Linked DNA regions of Homo sapiens: regions 1 and 3 are each linked to region 2. Evidence: chromatin loops called from intact Hi-C (ENCODE). Cell type or tissue: endothelial cell of umbilical vein. All regions are shown on one strand. Links, peaks and the distances in the headings refer to the core of each region. The heading gives the core; the rest is flanking DNA.

Region 1 (10,246 bases), core at 580-8,579, 57 kb before region 2:
TCCTGTCCTCAACCCTTTACTAAACTCTCTTCAAACTTCACAATGGAATATGTTGCCTGCTTCCTGCCTGGTGCAGGTTGGAATTATGAACAAGACAGACACCCTTCCCTTCAGAGTTTATATTCTAGTGGGGAAAACAGACAATAAATTAGCCAACAAATAAATAAGCAAGGTAATTTCAGAGACCAGTAAGTAAAACAGAGAAACGAATGGAAAAATAAATGGGGCTCGAGACAGGCTGATCAGGAGCCTACACTAGGCAGGCTTGTCAACGAAGGCCTCTCAGAGGCCGTAGGCTCAGTCTGAACTCAGGAGAAGGCAACTCAGACAGAAGAGGCTGGAGCAGTCAAAGGGAGCAGCGACGTCCCTAAGATAGGAGAGGGTGTGGAGGTGTCAGGAACAGAGGAGGGAGGCCCACGTGCTAGAGCAGAGCTCGCAGGGTGGCAAGTGGGAGAGGGGAGCTCAAGAGACTCAGGCAAAGCCAGATGAGGAGTTTGGGTTTTGTTTAAACTACAGCACAGCCCCTCACTAAAGGATGTTCAGTGAGGTCCGTGTAGTATCCAATTTACCTTTGGAACGAGCTCTCCGGTCTTGACACCTCTGCCTATAATCTCTAGACCCATAACGTGGGCTGACATGAACTTCTCAGATGCAAATTGCTCTGACCAGGATGTCCTGGTCAGCCCTCTGGGGTGGATGGAGGGGCTGCTCCTACCACCAGCCTGGGGACCTCCCACCCCTGCCTCATCCAGAGAGCCTCGCTTGCCACATGGGCACGAAAGGGGCCTTCCAGGTCTCTGGGCTTTAGCAGGGCTCACCCACTCTGGCTGGCTCTGATTTTGTTTTGAGGAAAACAAAGTCCAGGTGTTGAAGTGGTCTGAGGAAGGTTACACCATGCAATGGACTGAATGTTGGTATCTCCCCAGAATTCACGTGTTGAAACCTAATCCCCAGGGTGATGGTATTTAGAGGTGGGGCCTTTGGGAGGTGATTAGGCCAGGGGGGTGGAGCTCTCACAATGGGATTCCTGCTCCTTTGCCCATTTCCTGCCATGTGAGGACACAGGAAGGTGACTGTCTGTAACCCAGAAAAAGGTCCTTGCCAGTCACCAACCAGGCTGGCACCCAGATCTCAGACTTCCAGCCTTCAGAAGTGTGAGAGATAAATTTCTACTGTTTGTAAGCCACCCAGTCTACGATAATTTGTTACAGCCACCTGAATGGACCACAACAACCCAGGTATGCACCCCCTGGCCCCGCCTCTACCCAGATGGAAAGGGAAGATCAGAAGGCAGGAGTTCCCGCCCCTCCTCCTGGCCTTGCCTGGTCCTGTCTCACAGGGTCTCACAGTGGCCCTTACCCACTCCCTGGCCTGCCTCTCTCTCTGAGAGGGTGGGTCCTTCTCCCCACACAGGCTGTCCATGAGGCAACCTGTGAGGGGCAGGTTGGGGAGGGAGGGGAGCTCGGCTGCTCCCACCAGGCCCCTCCTCCTGCCCCCATGGGCACTGACCACCCAGGGACCACCGGCCTGTGTCCCGCCCGGCTCTGGGTCACTGCATAGGCCCAAATCACACCTGTGGTTCTCCTCGGAGGTGTAACCTTGCTCAGATCACTTGATTACCTGAATTTTGTTTTCCTTAACTCAAAGATGGGCATATACATAGCCCTCCTATTTCTTTTTTGCTTTTTTGAGAGCCCCATCGCCTTTCACCCTCTCATCTGTGAGCAACTCCATTGCTGCTCTAGGAAAGGCAGAGTCTGGCACCTGGCAAGGCCTCCTCACAGGCCTGACTCCCGTCCCTTCCCACCTCCCTAGGCAGAACCGGGTGGAACTGCATGAGAAGCGACGGAGGCGCCAGCCCCAGCCAGCTCCCTGTGGCTCCTGGCACCAATCAGGCCTCGAGGCTTCCTCAACACCAGCTTTCCTTCCCCTCCCATTGGGCCCTGCATCCCTGCCTTCTGCAACATTGTGCTCCTGACCCTGGCTGGCTCCCAGCCCTCCACAGCTGGGCCCCACCTCAGAGCCTTTGCATCAGGTAGCCCCAGAGTCAGAGAGAAGGCCCCCGACAAAGCCGCAGATGGAGCTCAGCCCCAGGAAACACCTTTCCAGAGCAAGGCTCCAGCTCACTGTAGGACCACAGTCAAGTCTGTATCCAGGCCGAGCGACAGGTGGGCTTGGGAACCATCTCACTCCCGGCCTAGATCCTACACCAAAAGGAAAAACTTCCCTCCCACACCCCTTCGTCCTGCTCTGGTTTCCTGACTGCCAGTGGGGAAGCACTTCTTTTGGAAGCCACTGGAAATTGAGGGATGAGACAGAAAAAAACCAAAGCAACAGAGAAGCGCTCAAGTGTGGAAATGTCCCCAGCCGGCCCTCCCCTTCCCGCCAGGTCGGGCTGCATAGCCCTGGGGGAGCCTAGACCTGGAGCTGCAGGAACATGGCAGAACCTCCCATCCAGGCAGGGCTGAGCTGCAGATCTGGAGCCTGGAGAGCCATGGAGCTTTCCCTTCCGAGCTCCCAGGGCCAGTAGGAAGAAGACATGAGTGAAGGGGTGGGTGTCAAAGGACACTCAGCCTCAGAGGTGAAGACATCTGGGAGTGGTGGGGACTGAGGCAAAGCGGACAGCCCCATGCAGGGCCCCGGACGGCCTTCTATGACACCTTTGTGCAAATAAGAAAAAGTTCACCTCCAGGGAGACAAGGGCTTGCACCAGGGCTCATGGCTTGGTGGGTAGAGAGAGGGCTGGATTTGAACTTTCCCCTGCCTCCCCCTACCCCACTACCCCTCTGTACGCATGCTTTCGTGCAAGGTACAACCTGTACAACTGTATGTGGTGGCCTTGGCCCCATATAACAGGGATGGCTACTTAGCTCCAGCCCTGCAGAAATGAGGGCTTCATGTTGCTGGAGCTTCCAGTTTTTCAAGGGCAGCTGAATACAGGGATCATGTGAAAAATTCTGGTTTTTAAATGTTGGCAATGAATTCACCCCCTGGGCCAAACAAAACCAATCTGTGCTAGTGGCACCAAGGGAGAGCACCTCAAGCTCTTGGTGCCTGGAGGACGGGCTTGTCCTCCTTGGGCCTGTCTGCCAGTCCTCCTTGGGCATACAGCTGCTCTGCCCAGAAAGGCACCCACCGCACACCCCGGGACCTGGCTGGCTCGGACCACAGCCACCCTACCGGCTTGGGACAGTGGATGTAGCGTGCCAGGCTGATGATGAGGTCGTGTGTGATGGGGTCCACCAGGTTCCGGAAGCTGGCGTAGCGATACAGAACGTCGTCTAGCGAGGTCGACTCCATGCCCAGGTCCTGCAAGAGCAAAGGATGCCCAGAGGTCAGGGCTGGCTGCCCACCCAGCTCGCCCACCATCCCCAAGAGAAGTAGGCACAGACCCCTAGAGGCGACTCTGCCTCCCAGAGCCCCGGTGGGGAGCATCTGCAGAACTTCCCTCAGGGGCTGGGGCAGGCCTCTCCTGTTTGTCTTTGCCTCCAAGTTGAGGAAGAGCAGGGACTGGCCTCTGCAGGCTCTGCAGTTTGTGCAGGTCCTGGCTTGTGGCCCTCTCCTAGGACAGCCCCTGACCTTTGTCTCTCTGGTTTTCCAGAGGAGGAAGCCAAGGGTGGCCTGCCTCGGTGCAAGCAGCTGCTTCTCTATGGTGGCAAAATTTGGAATTAACTGCCTTGTGACAGGATGGTTTAATGATATTTATTTGTGTTTTCTTCCTGCTTCTGACGTTGTTTTTACTGCTCCTTCTGTAGCCGATGCAGCCTCAGTGTTCCTTTGCCTTGGGGGTTTCTGAGTGGTGGGGTTGTAAGCAGATCCTGCCAGGCACCCAGAAGGAAACCTCATCAGGACTCCCTCAGAAAGGTACTGAGTGGAATCTTCCCGATGGGAGGGGAGCAGCTTGGAGGCGAGTGCTACTAAGTGTGGTGGGGCCGCGGCAGAAACCGCTGGAGCAGAGCTTCCCTGGGTCTGAGGAAGGAATTGGGTTTGGGGGCTCAGGACACACCACCCCAGAATATGGTACCCTGGCATCTGAGGAGGCAGCTGACACAGGAAGGTCTCTCTGACTGCTGTTCTCCCCCAAAGCAGGCCCTGAAGAATCCTGTGACCTTCATCTAAAGTAGGTCATGAGACCCCTGAGCTTAAAACGGAGTGATCGGCTTTGGAGAAGTAAGGAGACATGACGTGCCTGCCCTGGGGTGGGGACTAAACTTCGTGCCACTCCACGTGAAAGGGGGAGGTACGCCTGCTCCCTTTCCTCAAGCCCCCCCCTCCCAATTTCTGCCATCCTTGGGTATGAGCTACACGACAGTCCCTGACCCTAGCTTGGTGCCCTGCACAGACCAGGCAATGCTGACATTCCCATCCGGAGACTGTCCTCACACCATCCTGGGGAACATGAGACATCCCTGGGTAGGGAGGCAAAGCAGGCCCACCCACTGCAGGCTGTCCTCATTCTGGGGGCTCCCACAGCTGCCCCAGCACAGCCCAGAGAAAGGCTCCCAGCCCAGGTGGCTGGGGTCCAGTGCCCTGGGGACGGGACGTCTGGGCAGGGAATGTGTGGGTAACCAGCTGAGTTTGCTCCTTGTCATTTTGTTTGTATTCTGAACTTTTAAAATACCTTCCCCACATGATTCTTAGAAATCCCTGGAAGGCACGCAGGCTGGACATCATCATATATTCTCTACAGATGGAGACACCAAGGCCCACGCCTTCTGTGCTGTTGGAATTTCAGGAAGGATGGGGGTGGGGCACGGCCTCAGCCCTGGGCATGTTCTGCAGATTGCACTGCTCTTATCTGCCAGGGGGTGGTGAGAGGGTGGCTGAGCTGGACAGATGGCGGGCAGGGACGGGCTCTGCGGTCTGGCAGCTGACATTGATACAAGCAAAAAAAGAGTCTTTGCTGGGGGCTCTGGAGGGCCTGGGTGTCATGCCTGGGGGTGGGAGGAGCCTCTTGTGGGGAGCCCCTTGGAGCCCAACTGCCAGCCAGGTCCTACCTGCCGTGGTTAGGGGGCACTCTGCCCCCACCCTCATTAACGCCTCAGTGAGGACACAAGAGGCCAGTTGTGAGGGCTGTTTTCCATATGGCAGGAATGAACCTTGGAGGCGAACTGCCAGGTCCTGTGCCAGGCTCTCTGGCTGCTGAAAAAATTTGCTGGGAACCAGGACCTGGGGGCTCAAGGTCTGTCATGGATGCAGTCAGGGGAGGCTTCTGAAGCACTGGCTGGTACAGGTTCTAGAGCTGCACCCCCTTGTAGAAGCAGGTACAATACCCGCCTTTGACCTCTGGCCCTGCCCTGGCTTTTTCAATCCCTCAGCCAGGGCTGCATCCTGAAGCAAGCAACCTGACAATGCTAAGCCTCAGTTTCCTCATCTGTAAAACGGGGACAGTGACCCCAGCATCACAAGGAGGCAAGGGGAACAAGACCAAGTGTTACATGTAAAGCCTCTGGCAGGGAACAGAGAAAGCAGCAGTGCCCTTTCTACTACATTTCTGCCCCCTCCTCCCTGGAAGGCCCGTCCTCACCTTCTGCAGGGGTTCTCGATCTCCTGGACCACAGACCCAATTGAGAATGTGTCAAAAGCCATGAGCTCTCTCCCTAGAAAAATTCTGGAGTCAGGGCTGGGCGGGGACCTGAGCACACAGAGTCCACACTGGCCTCATGGTCAGGAGGGTGTGTCAGAGCCGTGTGGACACGAGGGACCCCGGGACACAAACTATCACCCACTAATGTGCAAAATCACAGCCCTGCCTCCCTGAGGCGGGAGGAAGCTGGGGACACAGGAAGGCCGAAAGTCAAAGGACTTGTGTTCTACGGTCTCAGAGGGCCTGTGTGGTCAAACGAGCTGTGGCCCAGTGCCTGGTTTGCCAGCCAGTCCCTGCCTACAGCTTGAGGCTCCCCTTCCTGGGGACAGGGAGCTGGAGAAGGAGGGCAGATGAGGTGGAAACAGAGGGGTGGTTATTCCCATGGTCAGAGGCTGCACTGGTGGCCACGGGGAGGAGGCCAGAGGCATGGAGCTATTTTTCTTTTACACTCGGTCGAGCAGGCTGGGCTGCTCCTCTGTGGTTGGCAACTTAATGCCAGCCTCTATGCCTCCTCTGCTTTGCCCCTGGGCACCCCTCTCCTCTGTGAGCACCCCTGGCACCTAGTGGTCTCCCCCTTACAATTGTCCCTGCAGTCTGTCCCTAAATGACCCTGGGAAATAGCACTGGATTTTAGGCCCTGGCCAGCCCCAACTCGCTGTAAGTCTGTGGCAAGAGACTTCCCTCTTGGGATTCATTTCCCTATCTGTGAAATGGGCAGATGAACCACACTAGTGGTTATTAAACTGTGTTCCAAGATCTTGAGGCTGACGGTCAGGGGCTGCGGTAGACGAGAGAGGTGAGAGGAACCAGCAGGGCTGTGGGCTGCAGCTCTTACAAAGCAGCTCCTGGTTACAAACAAATGAACGCAGTTCTGTTCCAAAGAAAAGCTTGAAAGCCCTGGACCAGATGACTGCCTGGGTTTCTTGTGTTCCTACCAGCCCTGCCCCATCTTCCTGGACCCCCTACATCTCCAAGCTAGTCTAGGCCATCCCTGGAAGGACCAAGAAAATCCCAGTTGCCAACCCAGGAGGTTGGGCAGGTCTGTGAAGATGCCAAATGTCCTTTCCGGAGCCCACTCCCCTGCCGTCTCCCCGCGCCATCCCCCTGGTTGCCCAGCTGCTGACTGTGGCTCTGCCTCTCTGGAGCACTGTCTGGGTTCATGTGGTTGTTGCTTAGGAGGGGAAAAGGAGTGTAGAGGCAGGATGGGAGGGAAGGAGGAGGGTCTCCTAGAAAGGCAGCTCAGGGTCACTGTGAGTCACGGCCAACACCGGCCCGCCCTGTGAATTCCAGCTGGGGTGGGGCTCCCCAAGGTCCCAGGGCTACAACAGGGAAAGCCAGATAGAGGCTGGCCAAAGGCCATGGCACACATTATTGCTTTATTGCTTTATTTCAACCCCACCTAGGCCCACAGGATGCTTGTGCTAACTGAGGGCACTTCATAGTCCTGAGGACCTTGGGCTACTTCCTGCCTCCTTGATGTCCTCTCCATCCCCCCTCCCCTAAGCCAGGCTATTGGAGATGATGGTGTCACCAGCTGCTGGGACTACCCACAGGGCTGGGTGTGAGGGAGGAGAGGTCACCAGATCCTCAGGTGTCTCAGGAGGCTGCAGCCTGGGCCACAGCCCTGGGAATGGGCTCCTTTCAGACTCGGCACCCATGGCCTGCCCTCCTTCTCAGGAAGACACAGAATGGGGGTAGGCACACAAGGCCTGCTGCATGTGCAAGGGAAGTGGAAGAATCAGATCCAGGTGTGGTCCCTGCAGCCCCTCCTGTGCACTGTACTAGTCTTGGAGGGGCTGGTTTGTCTTAAAAAGCACAAGGCATTGAGGACAATCCCATTTTCCTCATGATAGGTCTAAACGGTACCACCTCTAGGAACTGTGCCTGTGGACAGTTCCTCATCAGGATGTCTGGGAACACCAGCAGGTGCACCTGAGTCACTGCTGGTGGGGAGTGACGCTCGGAGAGTGTGGCTGGCCTGACACCGAGTCACTCTCGGCTCCCTTTCCGAGCTGCCGGACCCAGCACACAGCAGCACACGGCATTTCAAAGAAGGGGGCCCTACATAACTGGAGCTTGGATAAACAGGTCTGGGGACTCGCTGCAATGGGAAGAGATGATGGGCTTGGGAATAGGGGTGCATGTTTCCAAAAAGTGAGTAGAGATTTACACAGGGCAGTCAGAATGGCATTTCTCAAAGTGTGGTCTGTAGACTTTGGGGAAGCACCCTTAAGACCATTTTAGGGGTGCTGTGGGGACCTCTTTTCCAATGACATATCTATGTGATGCCAGATTTTCTTCATAGATGTCAATTAAAACAACCTGTCGCAAGACCCAGTGCAAAAGCGCAAGTCTGATAGCCGTCTTCTAGAAAGTGAGACTAAAGAGAGTCACAAAAATGGGGAGCAACACCACTCTCCTCACTTGGTTTTTCTTTTCCTTTGGAAAATATAGTTATTTTCATAAAAATTTATTTTTTCACTTGTGAACTTGTTATTTTTTATTTTGAGACAAGGTCTTGCTCTGTCACCCAGGCTGGATTGCAGCGGTGCGATCATAGCTCGCTGCAACCTTGAACTCCTGGGCTCAAGTGATGCTCCTGTCTCAGCCTCCAGAGTAGCTGGGACTACAAGCGTGAGGCACTGTAAGGAGCTGCTGTTATTTTTTTTAGATGTGAAAACAACCCTATGAATGTAACAGCTGGCATTTTGCATTCACGTGTGTGCAAGGTAATGGCATGGAGTGTACATGATCACTGCCACTCACTCGTTGATGCCTCCCCACAGTTGGACTCACACCTTCACTCTGTATTCCTGTGCAGTAGGGAAGTCACCCAGTACATGTTTCCCCCCAGGAGGAATACACAGATGCTTTCTCTTCTGAGCTCTGGCCTCCCTGAGAATTCCTTCATGTTGATGACACACCTGAAGACAACCTGGCTCAACAGAAACTCCCTGCAAAATATCGCAGACTTGGCTACCCTCTGACTTTCAGTCCTGCAGATGAGAATGAGGCTATCTGATTTTTGTTTCTTTAGCTGCTTGTTCGGCCCTGGCGCCTGTAGGGCTGTCCTTGCCACAAAACCCCACTGTGCCTACTGGACAGCCCTAGCACACTGTCCTCTTCCTGGGAATATCAGTTCAGCATATAGGAGGCCTCTGAAGCAACTGATATCTCTACAGCAACTTCTCCAAGTCACCAAAGGGACATCTCATTCTTGACATCGCCCAAACTCCTAAAATCCCTTCCCTGTATCTTTCTTACTACTCCAACATCCCCCACTTTCTCATTTCCACCCTGAAAACCCAGCCAAAATCTTTCTAATACAAATAAACTTAACTTCTCTGGCCAATCCAGTTCTCAGATCCAAAAAGCCCCGTAAAATCCCAGAAAATAACAAGGGTTGGCAAGAATGTGAAGAAACTGGAAACTTTGTGCGCTGCTGGTAGGAATGCAAAATGGTGCAGCCACCATGGAAAATGGTGTGGCAGTTCCTTAAACAAATTAAACACAGAATTGCCATATGATCCAGCAATTCCACTCTTGGGAATATATACCCCAAAGAACTGAAAGCAGGCACTCAAACAGCAGCTATGTTTCCAGCAGCATCATTCACAGTAGCCAAAAGGCGAAAACAATCCGGGTGGCCATGAACAGATGAATGGGTACACGGAGTGTGGTCTAGCCACGCAACGAAATATTATTCAGCCTTAAAAAGGAAGGGGATTCCAACACATGCTACAGCATGGTGAACCTTGAGGACACAGGGACAAATAAGTGAAATAAGCCAGACACAAAAGGACAAATACTGTCTGGTTTCACTTATATGAGGTATGTAGACTAGTTAATTCATACAGACAGAAAGTAGAATGGTGGGTACTACCAGGGGCTGGGGGGAAGGGAAGGAGGAGTTACTGTTTAATGAGGACACAGTGTCCGTTTTGCAAGATGAGAGTTCTGGAGATCAGCTGCACAGTAAACAGTGTGAATGTACTTAACACCACTGAGCTGTATGCTTAAAGATGGTTGAGATAGTAAATTTTATGTTATGTGTATTTTACCACAAATTTTAAAAGGGGCCAGGCCCGGTGGCTCATGCCTGTAATCCCGGCACTTTGGGAGGCTGAAGCAGGAGGACAGCTTGAGCCAGGGAGGTTGAGGCTGAAGTGGGCTATGACGGTGCCACTGCACTCCAACCTGGGTGACAGAGCCAGACCCCCAGGCAGGCAAACATAGACACCTTCTTGGGATAGGAGGGGGCAGGGGAGGGTGCACATTCTATCTGGCCATTCTTTTTCTACCCCTGACACTTGGTTATTAAACATTTTTGCCACCATGTGTCTAGTGGCGGATCTGTTTCCTTTGGATTTACTTTCAGGTATTGGTCTGCAAACACAGACCTTTTTTCAAGCTGTCTCTTCCTCAGGAAAACCAACACTGGCTCTGTGTCTTCTGGATTTATCTTTTTTGGTATTCTGTGCATGATACACTTTCATCCAGGGTTTCCAGTTTGCCTTCCATGTCACTGATTTCACATCCAGCATCACCGCTCTCACTGCCCCCAAGAAGGATTGTAAGTCGCCTAGCATTTCATTTCCTTGCAATTCTTATTTTGCTTGTTAATCTCCCCTTTCATCTCATCCTGTTGGTTTTCTTTTC
Region 2 (10,138 bases), core at 2,139-10,138:
TTACAGGCGTGAGCCACGGTGTCTGACCCATGTTTTATGTCTGTTAGTGTGACCCCTATCTTCTTGCCTCCAGTTCTTCTCTCCTTTTAGCTCCTCCATGCCTCCTTTAAATGATCTTCCTATAATACAGCATTGTACTATATCTGCAATACAGCATTGTATCCGACTTCCTCCTTTCATTTATTTATTTATTTTTTTTTGAGATGGAGTCCTGCTTTTGTTGCCCAGGCTGGAGTGCAATGGCACAATCTTGGCTGACTGCAACCTCTGCCTCCCGGGTTCAAGTGATTCTCCTCCCTCAGCCTCCCGAATGGCTGGAATTACAGGTGCCTGCCACCACGCCGGGCTAATTTTTGTATTTTTAGTAGAGACAGGGTTTCGCCATGTTGACCAGGCTGGTCTTGAACTCCTGACCTCGTGATCTGCCTGCCTTGGCCTCCCAAAGTGCTAGGATTACAGGCGCAAGCCACCGCGCCCAGCCTGACTTCATCCTCAATACCTCAATACCTTGAATGCTGAATTAAGTCCCAAATCCTTGTCACCAGAGGCCCTTCATGGCCGGGCCCCTGCCCATCTCTCCAGCCTCCCCTCCATCCCTTGCACCCTACACTCCAAGTCTGCAGAACTGTTTGGAGGTGCCCAGAGTGTACTACCCTACCCTACCACACTGTGCTGCTTCCTTTTCACAAACACCTCTGTATTCGTTTGCTAGAGCTGTCATAACAAAATACCACAGCCCGGGTGGTTTAAACAACAGAAAGTTGTTTCTTCCCAATTCCAGAGGCTAGAAGTTCAAGATCAAGGTGTTGGCAGGGTTGGTTCCTTCAGAGGCCTCTCTCCTTGCTTGTGGATGGCATCTTCTCCCTGCCTCTTCGCGTGGTCATCCCTTTGTGGGTGTCTCTGTGGGTGTCTGTGCCCTAATCGCCTCATAAGGACACCAATCCTACTGGACTGGGGTCCACCCTAATGACCTCATTTTGACTTAATTACTTCTTTAGAGACCTATCTCCAAATAAGGTCCTATTCTGAGGTTGTGGGTATTAGACTTCATGAATAATTTTGGGGGGACCATAATTCAGCCCATAACGCTTCTCCCTCTGGCTAAAAATGAATGTCATTCTCACATGCAAAATACATTCACCCCATCCCAACAGTTTCCAAATCTTAACTCTTTGCAGCACCAACTTTTAAGTTCAAAATCTCATCTAAATCTCATCTAAACCCAGTATGGGTGAGGCTCCCAGTATACTTCTTCCTGAGGCAAAGTTTCTCTCCAGCTGTGAAACTGAAACCGGACAACAAGCTATGTACCTCCAAGACCTAGGGGTGGGGCCAGCATAGAAAGAAATTGGAAAGGAGAAAGGGGTCACGTGTTAGGGTACTTCCATGTATGCATTTTTGAGGTTAACTCAATGGAGAGTAGCCTCCCTTAGTGAACCTGGAAGATGCCACACGCCATTTAACGTCCACTTATCAGGGTGCCCATTTGGAAGCCTCTTCCTCCTGTGCTTCTCCGTACGCCACCCAGTATATCTCTCCATCTCAGTGCCATAACACTCACCACATCCATCTGATGGCTGACTCTCTTCCCTGCCAGACTACACACCTCACGACTTCCAGTACATGCTCTATGAGTGACTATTACGCACATAAACCCCATGAGAGGGGCTTTGTTGTTTTGTACATGCTGTGTCCTCAGAGTCTAAAACAAGTCTGGTAGATGGCAGGTAATCAACAAATATTTGTTGAATCCGTGAGTGAATACAAATAAACACACACACCAAACGTGTATCATGTGCACATTCTGGATTCTGATTTTCCAGGAGTCTGTGAATCTATGCAGTTTCTTCAAGGAGAGTCCAAGGGGACATCAACACACTCCTCCTTCCCCTCAGTGGCCGGATACCAGCTGAGCAACCGTCAGATGTCTCCGGGTCTCCCGATGACTCACTGAATGCTTTCTTTGGGAGGAGTGGGAGGAGAGGATGGCTGACAAAAATAACTGCGGGCACTTGAAGCGGCATCAAGCCTCTGTCGGCGGGGGAACAACGGGGGCGCATCTGAAGGTTTCTCCCAGGCGGGGCGGGCAGCTCTCTATTCTTCAGCACCGGAGGTTCTCCTATGTGTTTAGAGAATTAGATAAACGTAGAGTGAATGGAATAAAACCGGCATTGCTCCCAAGCAGTCAGCTGCTCTTGCCATATGTGAAATTCTGTATCAGCTGTGAAGGAAACACACAGGAAGGGAGCTTAGTGAACACCGTTAAGGTGATCATTCTGTGTGTCTGTCTTTTTTTGTTCTTTAAAAAGGGCTTTATGCTTTGTATTTTATCTCATCTGATGATCACATCAATCAGGTCAGAAGGGCACTTTCACGGAAGAAAAAGGCTCAGAGAGAATCACTGACTTGCTGGAGAGGATCATTAGAGCATGGTTCTCAACATGTGGTCCAAGGACCAGCAGTGTCACCACCACCTGTGAACCTGGTAGACACGCAAACTCTGGGCCCTTTCCAGATCAGAAACTCTGGGGTGGGGCCCGGGAGCCCATTGTACAAGACCTCCAGGTGATTCAAATGCATAGCTGAGTTTGAGAACCCTTGGCTTAGAGTCACACAGGTAACAAGTTACAGATCCTGGGTGAGAACCCAAGGATGTCCTTGGATACTATACTTCAGTGAGTGACTTGCATGTTAGTAGCTGACAATATCTCTCAGGACAATCCCTTGCAATATTAATTTACATTTTGCTTTTGCTTCTACTTCAGTTTATGAAGCCCGGCACAGTCCAGTTCCGGCTACAGCTCCAGCTTCCCTCCCACTCACTGTGCTGGGGCCACACTGGCCTTCTCTCTGTTCTTTAGACACAGCATGCCCTTTTCTGCTCCAGGACCTTTGCACATACTGTTTCCTCTGCCCAGAATGCCATCCCTGCTAGCTTGATTCTTCTCACTTTAAGTCTCGAGGCAGTCATCCTCTTTTCAGAGAGAACTTTAGGACATGCCCATGATGCTCACAGATCGTTCTGTTTAGTCGCATCATAGCACTCGACACCTCCCGAAGTTAACTTGTTTGTTTATTTTATTTTATTTTTGGAGACAGAGTTTCACTCTGTTGCCCAGGCTGGAGTGCAGTGGCACGATCTCGGCTCACTGCAACCTCTGCCCAAGTAGCTGAGACTACAGGCACACGCCACTACACCTGGCTAATTTTATTTTATTTTATTTTTGTATTTTAGTAGAGACGGGGTTTCACCGTGTTGCCCAGGCTGGTCTCAAACTCCTGAGCTCAGGCAATCCACTCGCCTCCCAAAGTGCTAGGATTACAGGCATGAGCCACTGCGCCCGGCCACCTTGTTTGTTTATTAGAAAGTAAATTCCCTGAGAGCAGGGTCCTTCTGGTCCTATCCAATATTGTGTTTCCCAAGTTCACCACAGTGCTTGGCATATAGTAGACACTCAACAAACACTTACTGAAAAAATAAACCATGAACTAGAGGCAACTTGAAAGAGGGAAAAAGCACTTTCCTCCATTCTTGAATCCTGTAAGAATGGCCAGTCTAGGCTGGCTCTCCTTTGGGGAAGGGGGCAGGAAGAAAAATTAACAGTTTCTTGGTTATCAGGGATGCCTAATGGAAGCTGCAGTTGCCACAGATGGCAGGGGAGGGAAGTTAGGCTTAGATGGGAAGAGTGTGGCTGCCTTAAGACTTGCAAGGGGACAGCTCTCTCTCGGTTTTGTTTTTTTTGGAGACGGAGTCTTGCTCTGTCACCCAGGCTGGAGTACAATGGCGCGATCTCGGCTCACCACAACCTCCACCTCCCAGGTTCAAGCGATTCTCCTGCCTCAGCCTCCTGAGTAGCTGGTATTACAGGCATGCACTACCACACCCGGATAATTTTGTATTTTTAGTAGAGACGGGGTTTCTCCATGTTGGTCAGGCTGGTCTCGACCTCCTGACCTCAGATGATCGGCCCGCCTCGGCCTCCCAAAGTGCTAGGATTACAGGCATGAGCCACCGCGCCTGGCCTCGGTCTTTTTTTTATTGTGGTGAAAAACATGTAAGATGAAATCTACCCTCTTAACAAATTTGTAAGTGTAGAGTACAGGCTTGTTAACTTTAGAACTTTCTCATCTTGTGTGACCGAAACTCCACATGCATTGAGCATCAGCTCCCCATCTCTCCTCCCCAAGCCCTGGTAACAAGCTTTCAGCTTTCAGCTTCTATGAGGTTTTTTTTTTTTTTTTGCTTTAGATTCCATATAAATGGAATCATGCAGTATTTGTCCTTGTGTGACTGGCTTATTTGACAACAAATGTCTTCAAGGTCCATTCATGCTATAGTATGTGTCAGAATTTTTTTCCTTTTTAAGGCTGAATGATATTCCTTTGTATGCATGAACCACACTTTCTTTGCCCATTCATCTATTAATGCACTCTTGGGTTGCTTCTGCCTTTTGTCTACTGTGAATGATCTTATTATGAATGTGGATATACAAATGTTTCATTGAGACTTTGCTTTCTATTCTTTTGGGTATATACTCAGAAGTGGGAATGCTAGATCATTTGATAATTCTATTTTTAATTTTTTGAAGAGTCTCTGTTTATCTATTTATGAGACAAGATCTTGCTCTGTTGCCCAATGGCTTGATCATAGCTCAATGTAGCCTTAAATTCCCAGGCTCAAGCCTCCTCCTACCTCAGATCCCCAGGTAGCTGGGACTACAGGTGTGTGCCATCACGTCTGACTAATTTTTTATTTTTTGTAAAGATAGGGTCTCACTGTGTTGTCCAAGCTGGTCCTGAACTTCTGGGCTCAAGCAATCCTCCCGCCTTAGCCTCCCAAAGTGCTGGGATTATTGGCTGAGCCACTGTGCCCAGCCCATACTGTTTTTATAGTGGCTGGGCCATATCGCAGTCTTACCAATGGTGCACAAGGGCTTCGATTTCTCCACATCCTCATCAACCCTCGTTTTATGATTTTTGTTTTGTTTTTCAATAATGGCTATCCTAACAGGTATGAGGTGATTTCTCATTGTGGTCTTGATTTGCATTTCCCTGGTGATTAGTGATGTTGAGTACATTTTCATGTGCTTGTTGGCCACTTGTATATCTTCTTCGGAGAAATGTCTGTTAAAGGTCTTTCCTCATTTTTTTTTTTTTTTTTTTTTTTTTGAGAGGAAGTTTGACTCTTGTTGCCCAGGCTGGAGTGCAGTGGCGCGATCTCGGCTCACTGCAAGCTCCGCCTCCCGGGTTCAAGCTATTCCTCTGCCTCAGTCTCCTGAGTACCTGGGACTATAGGCACACACCACCACACTGGGCTTATTTTTTTTGTATTTCAGAGGAGACTGTGTTTCACCCTGCTGGCCAGGATGGTCTTGATCGCCTGACTTCGTGATCTGCCCGCCTCAGCCTCCCAAAGTGCTGGGATTACAGGCGTGAGCCACTGCGCCCGGCCAGGTCTTTCCTCATTTTTAGGTTGGGTTGTTTGTTTTTGTGGCTATCTATTAAATTTTCGATCCAACTTTTGATTCTGCCATTTACAGAGCACTGTATGTCAGGTATTGTGGGAAGCCCTTAACACACACAATCTCATTTTATCCTTACAACAGCCTTGAAACATAGATACAATAAGAATTCACATGTTACAGATGAGGCATCAAAGCACAGACAGGTTAAACTACATGCCCAAGGTCACATAGCTAGTAAGTGTCCGAGAGGGTCATCAGACCAGACCAATCTGATCCTAGTCCGGATCATAATCTAGAAGCCCTCACTGCATCTCACCACTGTGCAGGTTGATAGGGAGGCTGGGGCAGGGTCCTGTAGCAAATCACAAGGGTGTCTTCTCTATAGTCCAGTGTGCTGGGAAGACAACAGGTTGGGAGGTAGGATCCTGGGATCTGCTGATCTCAGTGCTGCTCCGACTGGCTGGGGAGCTTCTGGCACAGTCACCTCGTGGCGCTTGGCCTTAGTGAGAGCATTGAGTCAAGGGATGGGATGATGTTTTGAAAAAATAGTGTGTCAGAAAGGAAGTACTGCTAGGAGTCCCAAGGCTGGTGCATACATCATGCCGGCGTCTTCCCTCATCTCAGAACCCAGAGCCTGTCTCCTGGCTGGGGGCTCACAGAGGGTCCTGGCTGGTAGAAGTCTTGCTTTTGGTGTGTTAAACACCCACAGAGTTGGAGCAGAGAGGATGGGGAGCCTGGTGCTGGCCTCCTTGTTGGGACTGGCCTCTGCTGTACAGGGGTCTTCAGGAGGCAGAGGGATGGGGTGGAGGGGTTATATGGGTATAGAGAGTTGAGGCTTCCAGGCCCCACTTTGCCATACTAACCCATCAGACTGCAGGCAAGTTAAGCTCCAGGACATCTGATCAGCACCAATTCTTTCCCTTCCCTGGTTCCCTCTCCGCTTTGCCCCGTCTCACTCCACATGAGTACAACCCTAATGGCACCTCAGGAGAACACCTGTCTGCCTTGGAGGAGGCTCAGCCTGAATCTGAGCCTGTCTGCTCTCTGAGTCCAAACTAATGTTTAACCAGGAAGTACATTTCTGTTAGGAAGACTCTTCACTAAAGATGTGGACATCGAAGTTCAGGCAGGGCAGAGAGATTTGCCAGACTGGACTGTCCTGCCATCTAGTGGTGGGATAAGAGGATTAGCTAGCGTCCCCTCCAGCTGTGGCTGCCCTGGAGAGAACAGCAATTTTTTTGGAGGGTAAGAGAGGGAAGAGTGGTTTGGTAAATGCACCGTCATTACTTTAAGGCATAATCCATGGCAGTACGCTCTTAGTTGCTTGAGATATCTAACCAACTGTTGGGCAAAAAGCAGCATAAATTTTGGCACCTGCGAGAACACTGTAAGTTTTCTCTAAGGGGTCACCTACAAATGCCATCAGAGGTGGGACTTTGGAAATGTCGAAGTTTGGAACTCATATACTCAGAAGTCACTGGTTCTTGCTAACTTATATTGACACATCACAGTAGAGGTGGATTCTAAAGATTCACTCTAGGCCAGGCACAGTAGTTCACACCTGTAATCCTAGCAGTCTGGGAGGCCAAAGTGGGAGGATAACGTGAGTCCAGGAGTTTGAGACCAGCCTGAGCAACATAGTGACACCTCCTCTGTACTATTAAATAAAATTAGCTTGATGTGGTGGCATGCACCTGTAGTCCCAGCTACTTAGAAGCCTGGGTGCTTGAGCCCAGGAGTTCAAGATTTCAGTGAGCAGTGATTGTGCCACTGCACTCCAGCTGGGGTAACAGTGAGAGACCCTGTCTTAAAAAAAAAAATTAATTCTAGAGATGTGTTTTCTCTGATTTGATTTATTTTGGGAAACAAGTAGCTCTGAAACTAAAAAATAGTTACAGTGAAGACTCTAGAAATTCTGAAAATGATTACTGAAATTGTCCTACTGTTTCCATTTATTGGGAGCTGTATTCCTGAAATTGATGCAATAACGGAGATGTAGTGGAGAAGGGAAGCTGGGAGAAGGGGAAAGAGAAAGAGCTCAGGCTCCTCCAGAAATCATCACCTTCGGCAATAATAATAAAAAGAGTAAGAATGACAACTAACTATCAGTCAGGAGAGGTTAGGTTTTGTTATGACACTATCCCAGATAAACGATGCCGACCGACACTGGTCAAGATGGTGAACACAGGTTTTATTCAGCAATACTATGGCAGCAAGGAAGAGAGACCAGTGTGGATTGAACTCAACTTCTCCAAAACAAAAGGCTGGAGACTTTTAAAGGTGGGGTGTGCTCAGGGAAAGGCACTAAAGGTGTGAATAGGGTTAGGCCATGTCAGGCCACCTGGGTTTGTTGACTGCTGTCTATCTGAAGGACACACACACTTCTCATGTCTTTGTGACGGGGCAGTGGTGCAGGTTGGAGCAAGGTGCCCACAGTTAGGCCCTCAGCCTCCCCTACAGACTAGGAGAGACAGAATTATCTCCCTGAAGCCTTGCATTTTAAAGAGAAGACTCTCAGGTCCTGGAGGAAACAGTTTTGGGTGGTAGTTTTATATCCCAAAGAGCAAAGAAAGGCTTTATAATTGCAAGCTTTCTAAAGTGATGGCTCTACAGGGAGTTGAGGGGTGGTGGTGCAGAGCTCTATCTGCCTATCTCTTGGTATTGGCTGGAACAAACAGTCAATTCTCCTGGCAGCCTTGAGCTTTCTCGGGAAGGCCTTTATTTTAATTTTCAAAAATTTTTTTGAGACAAGGTCTCACTCTGTTACCCAGCCTGAAGTGCAGTGGCATGATCATAGCTCACTGAAGCCTCGACCTCCCGGATTCAAGTGATCCTCCCACCTCAGTCTCCCAAGCAGCTGAGACTAAAGTTGTGCTGTGCATCACCACAGCCATCTGATTAATTAATTTTTTTTTTTTTTTGTAGAGATAGGCTCTCCCTATGTTGCCCAGGCTGGTCTTGAACTCCCGGTCTCAATGGCTCCTCCCACCTCAGCCTCACAAAGTGTTCAGATTAGAGGTGTGAGCCACCATGCCCGGCCATATGCAGGCCTTTAGCTGGGATTAGGGTCATCCTAGAGACAGGGCCTTATGCTTCTAGAAGCCATGCTAGAGTTCAGTTGTCTATTAGTGCAGAAATTAGGATGGAGCCATTATATGCTGGGAGTTCTGCAGTTTTTATTTGTTTCTGGGAAAACTTTAAAAAATTGTTGAAAACATACATATCATAAAATTTATCATTTTAACAATTTTTAAATATACAGTTCAGTGGCATTAAGTGCATTCACATTGTTGGGCAACCAACACCACCCTCCACCTTCAGAATATTTTCATCTTCTCCAGCTGAAACTCTACCCCTCAAATAATAACTCCCCATTCCTCTCTCCTGCCAGCCCCTGGTAAATAACATTTTACTTTCTGTTTTTATAAATTTGATTCCTCTATCTACCTTGTGTAAGTGGAATTATACAATATTTGTCCTTTTGCAACTGGTTTATTGAACTCAGCATTACGTCCTCAAGTTTCATTCTTGTAGCACTTTCTTCAGTAGGCTAAGATTCCACTATATGGGCTGGGCTCACGCCTGTAATCCCAGAACCTTGGGAGGCTGAGGTGGGCGAATTGCCTGTGGTCAGGAGTTTGAGACCAGCCTGGCCAACATGGTGAAACCCCAACTCTATTAAAAATACAAAAATTAGCCAGGTGTGGCGGTGGGCGCCTGTAGCCCCAGCTACTTGGGAGACTGAGGCAGAAGAATTGCTTGAACCCGGGAGGCGGAGGTTGTGATGAGCCGAGATTGTGCCACTGCAAGGAGATATGACAGTTTCAGATTTGACCATGTTGGGATGATTGGGCACCCAAGTGGCTGGTTGTAGAGAACCGATCTCAAGAATGCAGGGAACCCACACAGGAAGATTAGATGATAAAAATGACCAACAAGGTAATCATCAGAGGGACAGTGTTATAAGGAAATACAGACTAGGTAGAATAACAGAGAAGGAAAAGGTAAGGAATTAGGCCAGAAAACAAGCTCTCATCACTCTAAGCTTTGATTAATGGGTCAAAACCCTAATGAGCATCTTGCCTTTCAGTTGCTTTCCCGATTCTTTTGTGCATTGCACACTGCTATAAAACCATTCTTTCTAGAGTACCAATTTCATTCCCAGTCGCAGGGGGTCATGCTTGTAATCCCAGCTACTTGGGAGGCCAAGGCAGGAGGATCGTTTGAGGCCAGGGGTTAGAGACCAGTGTTGGTAACTTAGTGAGACTCTGTGTCTTAAAAAAAAAAAAAAAAAAAAGTGAAAAAAAGATCGCCATGTCTTTAGCTAAAACTTAAAGATTTTTTAGCATAAAAGTACTATATGTTGCATAAAGAAACAGTCATGGCCGGGCACGGTGGCTCACGCCTGTAATCCCAGCATTTTGGGAGGCCAAGGTGAGTGGATCACCTGAGGTTGGGAATTTGAAACCATCCTGGCCAACATGGTGAAACCCCATCTCTACTAAAAAATACAAAAATTAGCCAGGCGTGGTGGCATGCGCCTAGTCCCAGCTACTTGGGAGGCTGAGGCAGGACACTCGCTTGAACCCTAGAGGTGGGGTTGCAGTGAGCCGCAATTACGCCACTGCATTCCAGCCTGGGCGACAGAGCGAGACTCTGTCTCAAAAAAAAAG
Region 3 (10,246 bases), core at 1,700-9,699, 68 kb before region 2:
TCCTACGGTGTTATCACAGCCCACAGGTTCTGTGTCCTACATGCCCCTCAACCCCTACCAATCTTCAAGGGACTCTGAACCCCCTTGTTGCTGTATGGACCAGGGACAGGGCTGGGGTCTGGGTCCCCCTGGGGACATCTGAGATAACTGAGGAGTTACTAGGGAGTGCTTGTTGCTCAGGCTGGAGTGCAGTGGCGCTGTCTCTGCTCACTGCAACCTCCACCTCCCTAGTTCAAGTGATTCTCCTGCCTCAGCCTCCTGAGAAACTAGGATTACAGGTGTGCACCACCACGCCTGGCTAATTTTTGTATTTTTACAGGGTTTCGCCACATTGGTCAGGCTGGTCTCGAACTCCTGACCTCAAGTGATCCACCTGCCTCAGCCTCCCAAAGTGCTGGGATTACAGGCATGAGCCAAACACTGTGCTTATCTGGGAGTGCCCACTTTAGCACACCAGGAATTAGAAATTTCTCACATCTTCCTCCCACCCACCAGACCAGGGTCCCCCTCTAGATGTTTCCCCACTCTGGAATCCTCCTTCCATCTTACCTCCTTCAGGCAGCTTCTATGACCACCCCCCATGACTCCGCCCTTCCCTTCCCTACATCCCTGGGAGGGGTGCCCTGTAACACACACTCAGCCTGGCATAGACCTGCCCGGGGGAGTGTAACTCACCAGGCCTGTGGCTTCCTTTTCACCAGCCCCCGGTGCCGCCTCCACTGGGAGTGGGGGCTGAGGTGGTATGTCAGCTGCCGGCACAGCTTCTCCATGGCGCCCAGTGCATCGCCTTCCTGCAGAGGCAACCATGGGTGGTAGGGCCCTGAGTGGCTGGGTGCACCAGTCTCAGCCCCCAGGCTTCCTGTCTCCCGGGTAAGAGCCCAGCTCCCCCAGGCTGAGCTGGGGGAGGCCCTGCTCTGCTGGCCTAGGGTGGGCACCCTAGGCAGACAGCAGTGGCTGCAAACAGATCTGCAGGATGGTTTTAGTTTTTGTGAATTAGTTGCTAGCATTGAAAAACAGATTTATGTAAGTCTGGATTCCAGGAGATCGGACAAAAGTTGGCTGGAGCCAAGTGCCTGCTGACCCCCTGGCCAAGACTCACCATGATCCCTGCCACTCCCCAATGTCCAGGGCCGCTCTGTGCATTCTCTTGCTCAGCAGATTTATTGAGCACTTACTCGGAGCCAGGCACTTGTTCTAGGAAGCTAGGATATGGCCATGAACAAATGTTCGTGTCCTTGTATTTCACATAGTAAAGGGGAAAATGAGATATTTTTACCTGTGTCTCCCTCAAAAGTGAGAACAAATGAATGAGGAGGCCAAGTCTTTCCCAGCGCAGTTCATTCACATGCGTTCCTGTCAGGCCCGTTGGCATCTGAGTTTGAAACCCTGGGTGTCATGGGCTGAACTGTATCCCGCTGACAATCACAAGTTGATGTCCTAACCCCTAGTACCTTGGAATGCAGCTGTATTTGGAGACAAGGCCTTTAAAGAGGTGACTAAGGTAAAATGAGGTCAGAGGAGTAGGCCCTAATCCTGTATGACTGGTGTCCTAAGAAGAAGAAATGAGGACACAGACATGCAGAGGAACAACCACTTGAGGACACAGGAGGAGGAGGGACTGACAGACCTAGGAGAGAGCCTCAGAAGGAAACCCACCAGCCAGCCTTGGACTTCTAGCCTTCAGAGCTGTGCGAAACGAACTGTCTGCTGTTTAGACCACCAGTCTGTGATTTTTTGTTATGGCAGACACTGGGTTAAATGGTGCAGCTGAAAGATGCTACAGACTCCAACTACATCCCTAGGAAAGTCAATCCAACAGTCCCCGGAGCCAAACTCGTGCTGGACAGGGTGAGGGCATGAGTCCCTCCAGGGAGTGAGGACCAAAAGCGTGCTCCTGCCAGTGGGCCAGTGCTGAGGCTTGGATGCAAGCGCTGAGGCTTGGATGCAAGCGCTGGACTCAGATGCAAACCCACATGTGGCCAACGACTCGGTGTGGGGAGGTCCGGCACGTTAACCACGCACAGTGCTCAGCATGGTGCCTGGAGTGGGTGCTCAACAGGCTGCTTTGTCATTACGATTCCCACACCCCTCTGCTAGTGGACAAGCAGTGTATTGAGTAGTGAAGAGCAAAGACCTGGGGCCAAACCGTGGGGATTCAAGTCCTGGCTTTGTCCCGTTCTGTGTGGCCTTGGACAATTGCTTGACTTCTCTGTGCTCCAAACCACATCTGTGAAAGGATTACAGTACAGACCTCACAAGAGTTTCTGTGAGGATTAAATGAGTCACTACTAGCGCAGTGCTTTGAATAGAGCCCAACCCACAGCAAGCTCTCCAGGCACACTCTAAGTGAATACCGTGATAGCGGCACCAGCACAGAGAATTCTGGCAGGGCAAGGAGGGAAGATGACTTCTGCCCAGGCTCAGATTTGAGCTCAGCTTTATTTTAATTTAATTTAATTTATTTTTTGAGACAGTCTTGCTCTGTCACCCAGGCTGGAGTGCAATGGCACGATCTCGGCTCACTGCAACCTCCGCCACCTGGGTTCGAGTGATTCTCCTGCCTCAGCCTCCCGAGTAGTTGGGATTACAGGCACCCGCCATCACACCTGGCTAGTTTTTGTATTTTTAGTAGAGATGGGGTTTCACCATGTTGGTCAGGCTGGTCTTGAACTCCTGACCTCAAGTGATCCACCCGCCTTGGCCTCCCAAAGTGCTGGGATTACAGGTGTGAGCCACCGCGCCCAGGCTGAGCTCAGCTTTTAAGAGCAGATGGGTTAGTGATTTCAGATGGAGAAAGAAAACGTGAGGCATCCTTGAGTGAGGAGGAAACAGTCTGTGGCAGGGCTTGGTGATGTGGCGGCTGTGGGGTGTGTTACTGACATGAGGGCAGGTGAAGGCCTGGGGCCTGATCACATCTGGTCCCTCCATGGTTCAAGCCACTGTCAGCCCTGCACACCAGACATCACGCAAGAAGGTTATGGAATTCCCACAGCACCCCAAGGCAGTAGATACTTTCGTTATTCCCATTATGCAGTGGGGGAGCCTGAGGCCCAGAGGGCTGGGGATGGGCTTGGGGCTGATGGGAAGGCAAGAGAAGGAGACTCTGAGGAAGGGGGACAAGAGAGAGAGGAGTTGGGAAGATGGCAGTTGAATGTCCAAAGGAGAGAGGCATCTGTGGAGGGACCCAGGAAGCAAAGGAGGGCCCGAGACTGAACAGAACGGATTTGGAGGAGGCCCCTGGGCTCCAGTTCACAGCCCATCCCCACCCCTGCCCCCAGCTTCCTGGTGCCTGGCTGTCTGATGAATAAGCTTGTATCACCTGCCACTTGCACCTGTATCACACCTGTGTGTTACACCTGTCACTCCTGTGTGTCACTCTTGTGTGTTGCAGATGTGGGGGCAGGTGAGCATCTGCCTTTACGGCTTCATTCCCCACCCCTGGAGCTGACATCTTTTGGTTCCTAGACTTAGCTTCTTGCTGAACCTGGCCACATGACTGTGTGGAGGGAAGCAAGGCGGGTGAAGCAGGAGGAGCTGGTCATGGGGGCTGCAGGGGAGTCCCTCAAGGGGGATGTTCCTCAGACTGGGAGATGGAGAGAGGGGTGGACAGGAGGTGGAGAGGATGACTCAGGGCCAGGCTATTGGAAGGGGCTGAGGGGACAGAGGCCACACAGCTGACTGATATGCTGGATGGAGAAGGTGTGGGCAGGGAGGGTGAGGAGGGTCTAGGCTTTGGGCTTGGGACATGAGTAGAAGGCAAGGGGCTCAAGACAAGAAGTGGGTGAGAAGGCAGGAGGGGGGTGACCTGCTCATGTGGGGCCATGGTAAGTTTGAGGAGCTCACAATACCTCCAGCTGTGGATGCCACTGGACTTATGGGGTTGGGGCTCAAGACAGGTCCAGGCTGGACACATTCATCAGTAAGATTAAACCCCTGGCCAGAGAATGAGCTAAGCAGGAGGGAGAGAGAACAGTGGACACACAGCAGTCAGAGAAGACTCCATCAGAGCAGCAGGAGTAGTGGAGTCTGGACACCAAGAAGAGTGACTAATGGGGTTAGACCCCCACCCAGAGGCCACTGGGTCTCCAACAAGGAGGCCATGGCCAGCACAAGTTCAGGGAGTGGGGCCATGGTGGGAGCCGACCTTAGAGCTCAAAGGGAGAATAGGGGCCAGGCACGGTGGCTCACGCCTGTTAATCCCAGCACGTTGGGAGGCCAAGGTGGATGGATCACCTGAGGTCAGGAGTTCGAGATCAGCCTGGCCAACATGGCAAAACCCTGTCTCTACTAAGAATACAAAAATTAGCTGGGCGTGACGGCGGGCGCCTGTGATCCCAGCTGCTCCGGAGTGCTGAGGCAGGAGAATTGTTTGAACCCAGGAGGCGGAGGTTACAGTGAGCCGAGATCGCACCACTGCACTCCAGCCTGGGTGACAGAGTGAGACTCCATCTCAAAAAAAAAAATAATAATAATAATAAATAAATAAAACAGAGAATAGGAGGTGACACTGGAGATGGCCCATCTAGAGCTGTGCTTCTTTACCTTGGAATCTTTCATACCGGAATCTCAGGGGAGCTTTTTTTTCTTTTTTTTGAGACGGAGTATCGCTCTGTCGCCCAGGATGGAGTGTAGTGGCGCGATCTTGGCTCACTGCAAGCTCCGCCTCCCGGGTTCACGCCATTCTCCTGCCTCAGCCTCTCCAGTAGCTGGGACTACAGGCGCCCGCCAACATGCCCGGCTAATTTTTTTGCATTTTTAGTAGAGACGGGGGGTCTCACTGTGTTAGCGAGGATGGTCTCGATCTCCTGACCTTGTGATCCGCCCGCCTCGGCCTCCCATTACAGGCGTTAGCCACCGCGCCCGGCCTGGAATCTCAGGGGAGCTTTAAAGTCCACTGATGGGCCAGGTGCTGTGGCTCACTCTTGTAATCCCAGCACTTTGGGAGGCTGAGGCAGGAGGATCACTTGACCCCAGGAGTTCAAGACTACCCTGGGCAATATAGTGAGACTTGCTCTCAAAAAAAAAAAAAAAAAAAAAAAAAGCCCATCATGGTGGCATGTGCCTGCAGTCCCAGCTACCCGGGAGGCTGAGGTAGGAGGCTCTTGAGCCCCGAAAGTGAAGGCTGCAGTGAGCCGTGATCACACCTCTGCACTCCAGACAGGGTGAGACCTAGTCTCAAAAAACCAAACCAAACCAAACAACAACAAAATAACACTGATGCCTGGGCCACCCCAATGATGGGTGGGTGGCTCAGGCACAGGGATTTTTTTTTTTTTCTTTTTGTTTGAGATGGAGTCTCACTCTGTTGCCCAGGCTGGAGTGCAGTGGCGCGGTCTTGGCTCACTGCAACCTCCATCTCCCAGGTTCAAACGATTCTCCTGCTTCAGCCTCCCAAGTAGCTGATTACAGACGCCTGCCACCACACCCCGCTAATTTTTTGTATCTTAATAGAGATGGGGTTTCACCATGTTGGCCAGCCTGGTCTCGAACTCCTGACCTCGTGATCTGCCCGCCTCAGCCTCCTAAAGTGCTGGGATTACAGGTGTGAGCCACCCTGCCTGGCCACACGGGGATTTTTAAAAGGTCCCCAGGTGATTCCCTAGTGCAGCTGAGGTGGAGAAGCACTGGTTCAAAGACCATGGGTGGGATCAGGTGGTCTGCCCAGCATCACTCCTGGAACCACCCCAGGACAGAATGTAGCCAGTCTCCAAAGCTTAGAACTGAGCCCCTCAGCTGCAGCTCCTCCTTCAATCACTTCCCAGGGTTTCCAAAATCTGGGGCCAAAATCCCTGTCCACCCTCTCAGCCTGGGCAGCTGAGCCTTAAAAGAAGAGAATAGAGGCCGGGCGCGGTAGTTCACGCCTGTAATCCCAGCACTTTGGGAGGCCGAGGCAGGCGGATCACAAGGTCAGGAGTTCGACACCAGCCTGTCCAATATGGTGAAACCCCATCTCTACTAAAAATACAAAAATTAGCCAGGCGTAGTCGTGGGTGCCTGTAGTCCCAGCTACTTGGGAGGCTGTGGCAGGAGAATCGCTTGAACCCGGGAGGTGGAGGTTGCAGTGAGCCGAGATCGCGCCACTGAACTCTGGCCTGGGCGCCAGAGTGGGACTGGTGTGGGACTCCTAAACACACACACACACGCACACACGCACACACGCACACGCACACACGCACACGCACACACACACACACGAGAACAGAGGACAAGGGGGCATCACTGCACTGCCATTGCCACAAGGGGGCAGCCACGCACAGGGCCAGGCTCGGGATGGAAGTGTATCTGCCACTACCAGGGAGAACTGAGGAGCCTGCGTCTCCTCACTGGCTAGACAGGAACAATAGATATGGACACCTCATAGAGTTGCCTTGAGAGCACAAGTGAGCTGATGTTCTCTCAGGAGTGAGAGTTCCCTTCTGCTTGTCTGAACTAAACTGACAACAGCTAACATGTATTGAGCAGCTGCGATGCATTGGGCATCTCCTCTGAGCACTGTTTGCATGAACATTTTGGGGCTCAGAACACAATTCCAAAGCATGGCGCCGGGGCCAGCAGAGAGCTTTGAACTAACGGAAATTGGAAGGCCTCAGAAGCAAAGTTTTTCTGCCCTTCTGCTGCCCTCCTGTCTCTGGCCCTTCTTCTCCCCCAGAGTGAGTCAGAGAAACCAGAATTCTTCTTCCCCAAGGCAGGTCACAGAGACCAGAACCCCTCTCCCTCAAAGCAAGCCATAAAACTAGGCAGGTCACTCTCTCCCTTCTGTCTTGAAGACCATTCCAGAGGGGTAGGAAGGAACACTGCAGAGAGAGGCCAAGAAGAATCTGAGCAGATAGCCTTCCTGGGTCCCCTCGGCCTATCACCATTAGATCACACCCTTTGTCCAATCGCATTTCTACAAGCTTGTGCACTCTTTACCAAGCCTGAGTATAAAAACAGATAGCTGGCTGAGTGTGGTGGCTCACGCCTGTAATCCCAGCACTTTGGGAGGCCGAGGTGGGTGGATCACCTGAGGTCAGGAGTTCGAGACTAGCCTGGCCAACACGGCGAAACTCCATCTCTACTAAAAATACAAAAAATTAGCTAGGCATGGTGGCGGGCACCTGTAGTCCCAGCTACTTGGTAGGCTGAGGCAGGAGAGTTGCTTGAACCCAGGAGGTGGAGGGTCCAGTGAGCCGAGATCACGTCATTGCACTCCAGCCTGGGCAACAGAGTGAGACTCTGTCAAAAAACAAACAAACAAACAGGCCAGGCGTGGTGGCTCATGCCTGTAATCCCAGCACTTTGGGAGGCAGAGGGGGGCGGATCACCTGAGGTTGGGAGTTTGAGACCAGCCTGACCAACATGGAGAAACCCCATCTCTACTGAAAATACAAAATTAGCCAGGCATGGTGGTGCATGTCTGTAATCCCAGCTGCTCGGAAGGCTGAGGCAGGAGAATCGCGTGAACCCAGGAGGCAGAGGTTGAGGTGGGCCGAGATCACGCCACTGCACTCCAGCCCGGGCAACAAGAGCAAAATTCCGTTTTAAAATAAATAAATAAATATAATTAAAATAAACAAATTCTAACAAACAAAAAACCAAAAAAACAAAAAAACCTCTTTCCCTGGGGTTTGGGGTCTTCATTTCTTTCTTTTTTTAAAGAGATGGGGGTCTCACTATATTGGCCTTGCTGGTATTGAATTCCTGGACTCATGTAATCCTCCTGTATCAGCCTCCCAGGTAGCTGGGGCTAAGGGTCCTCATTTCTTTTCTTTTCTTTTCTTTTCTTTTTTTTTTTTAGTGACGGAGTCTTGCTCTGTCCCCGCCCTCAGGCTGGAGTACAGTGGCACCATCTCAGCTCATTGCAACCTCCGTCTCCCAGGTTCAAGTGATTCTCCTGGCTTAGCCTCCCGAGTAGCTGGGATTACAGGCGCGTGCCACCACGCCCAGCTAATTTTTGTATTTTTAGTAGAGACAGGGTTTCACTATGTTGGCCAGGTTGGTCTTGAACTCCTGACCTCAGACGATCCGCCTGCCTCGGCCTCCCAAAGTGCTGGTATTACAGGTGTGAGCCACCGTGCCTCACCTGAGCGTCTTCATTTCTGAAAGCTCCCATGTTGCGTAAAATTTTGATTAAACACATTTGTTCTGCTTTTTTGTTACCCTGTGTCTGGTTATAGGAGTGTCAGCCATGACCCTTATAATGAGTGAGGGAAAAGTACCACACAGTTCTGCCCTACAATTTTTTTTTTTAGACGGAGTCTTGCTCTGTCGCCCGGCTGGAGTGCAGTGGCGCAATCTCAGCTCAATGCAACCTCCATCTCCCAGATTCAAGCGGTTCTCTTGCTTCAGCCTCCCGAGTAGCTGGGACTACAGGCACCCGCCATCCATGCCCGGCTAATTTTTTTTGTATTTCTATTAGAGACGGGGTTTCACCATGTTGGTCAGGCTGGTCTCAAATCCTGACCTCAAGTGGTCCACCTGCCTCGACCTCCCTAAGTGCCCTACAAACTATAGTCCCATACCTTACTACAACCCTATGAGACAGGTATTATTAATAACCCCGCTTTACAAATGAGGGAACTGAGGCAAAAAGAACTTAAATAGATGGGCAAGGCCTCCCAGCTTGTAAGACGGAGTCAGGATCTAAAGTCAGCCAGCTCTGAGGCTGATGCTCCTAACCGCTATCTGCTGCCCTCCTTGTGAGAAATCCTGTCTTTGGCTTAGGTCAGTTCAAAGTGTTTCTATCATTTACAACCAGAAAAGCCTTCAGTGAGACTGTCTCATTTTTTCCCAACTCTTCCACTTTTCAAAGAACCCCTCCAGGGCTCCCTCCTGCAGAGAACAGGACTAGGCAGCACTGGCCCAGAAGTGGAGCAGTAAGAAGGTGGGGAACGGGGGGAGGGAGAGGAGGAGAAGGAGGAAGAGGAAGAGGGAGAGGAGGAGGAGGAAGGGGAGGGGGAGGAGGAGGAGTAGCAGTAGTAGGAGGAGGAGGAAGAGGAGGGAGAGGAGGAGGAAGAGGAGGGGTAGGAGGAGGAAGAGGAGGAAGGAGGAGGAAGAGGAGGAGGAAGAGGAGGAAGAAGAGGAGAAAGGAGGAGAAGAAGGAAGAGGATCAGGAAGAGGAGGAGGAGGAAGAGGAGGAGGAAGAGAAGGAAGAGGAGGAGGAGGAAGAGGAGAAGAAGGAAGAGGAGGAGGAAGAGAAGGAAGAGGAGGAGGAAGAGAAGGAAGAGGAGGAGGAAGAGAAGAAGGAAAAGGAGGAAGAGGAGGAGGAGGAAGAGGAGCAGAAGAAGGAAGAGGAGGAGGAAGAGGAAGAAGAGGAGAAGGAGAAAGAAGAGGAGGAGGAAGAGGAAGAGGAGGAGGAAGCTGGACTTGACACTGAGACACACATACCCTAACTCCTCCAGTGGCTGGAACCCTGAGAAGTAACCTGGGAGCCATAGCTAGCCACATTCCCTACCATGCGGCAGGGGGAAGAGCAGTCTGTGCAGAGGGAACACAGAGGGAGGCAGGGTAGAGCAGCGAGGAGGGAAGGAGGGACCTCTGCACCGTGCTTATCTATAGTTCTAGCACCTTGGTCTAACTTGGCTGCCCGTGGGCACCACAAGACACCTCGATATCTGTAGAACACATTTTCTTCCTTGCTGGAGCCAGCCCGCCTGGGCTTCTGTTATGTGCAGCAGAATCCTAACCCGCCCAGAAGGCTCAATGGCTGTGTGCTGAATCAATGCTTTGCAGTCCTCCCCCGATCCCTGAAGATGGCAGGAGTGGGATGTGGCACAGTCAAGTGACTATGAGTGCAGGTCAGGGCAGCAGCCTCTCCAGACCTTCCCAGTGAGGCTGCCCAGGTCCTGGGGCAGAACGTGTTTGAGGGGCTTCTCATTAATCTGTCAGGAAAGATGACGTGCTGACCTGCAGGCTGACCTGGGAGGGGTACCAGCACCCGACACTGCTCTGGCTCTCAGCCATCAGGCAGTGATACCATCTGCCATCTTCACTCCCCAGGCACCTCTGTAACTGCTCCAGGACCCCGACAAGCACAGCCCTCCACTGCCCTCCATTCAAGGCTATCCCTCCCTCATCCATAAATTCATTCATACATTCATCAAATGTTGACTGTCCCCCTCATTACACTGGACACCATTCCAGATGCAGAGACTGTGTGCCGGCTTTTCTGTTTCCTCTTGCCCCACAGTCCACTCTGCCCTTCTCTGCTCAGAAGGCTGGGCTCTAGAGACTGCATCACTGGGCTCTCTTCCCCCTGGCTTCCACT

What was found. A loop is a pair of places that touch in the nucleus more often than their neighbours do. Peaks named below come from ENCODE experiments on the same cell type or tissue, not always from the same donor. Only the 100,000 strongest peaks of a DNase experiment are listed, where the experiment ranks them.
Region 1: it touches region 2 in a loop (5-fold over the local background); 108 of 110 quality-filtered maps call a loop at or near these places.
Region 3: it touches region 2 in a loop (20-fold over the local background); 108 of 110 quality-filtered maps call a loop at or near these places.

Annotation. Positions count from the first base shown.
Region 1 is chr17:16,459,078-16,469,323 of GRCh38, forward strand. LRRC75A (leucine rich repeat containing 75A) reads right to left here. Exons shown (of 4, transcript NM_001113567.3): 2 at 3,181-3,309. The region is part of intron 3 of SNHG29 (small nucleolar RNA host gene 29); the gene reads left to right. Among named protein-coding and RNA genes, the nearest start is that of SNORD65, 23 kb to the left of the region's middle. RefSeq lists silencers at 4,678-4,972, 4,718-5,012 and an enhancer at 6,634-7,425. In endothelial cell of umbilical vein, for the core only: a CTCF peak has its summit at 4,801; a DNase peak (open chromatin) is centred at 4,754; H3K27ac peaks cover 277 bases.
Region 2 is chr17:16,514,818-16,524,955 of GRCh38, forward strand. No RefSeq gene overlaps it. Among named protein-coding and RNA genes, the nearest start is that of LRRC75A, 28 kb to the left of the region's middle. RefSeq lists enhancers at 1,467-2,666, 6,475-6,524. In endothelial cell of umbilical vein, for the core only: a CTCF peak has its summit at 6,652 (motif pointing left); a DNase peak (open chromatin) is centred at 6,594; H3K27ac peaks cover 290 bases.
Region 3 is chr17:16,447,170-16,457,415 of GRCh38, forward strand. It overlaps LRRC75A (leucine rich repeat containing 75A), which reads right to left. Exons shown (of 4, transcript NM_001113567.3): 3 at 676-791. All of the region lies in intron 3 of SNHG29 (small nucleolar RNA host gene 29), which reads left to right. Among named protein-coding and RNA genes, the nearest start is that of SNORD65, 11 kb to the left of the region's middle. RefSeq lists enhancers at 1,490-1,991, 1,992-2,491, 9,212-9,713, 9,714-10,213. In endothelial cell of umbilical vein, for the core only: a CTCF peak has its summit at 6,246 (motif pointing right); a DNase peak (open chromatin) is centred at 6,252.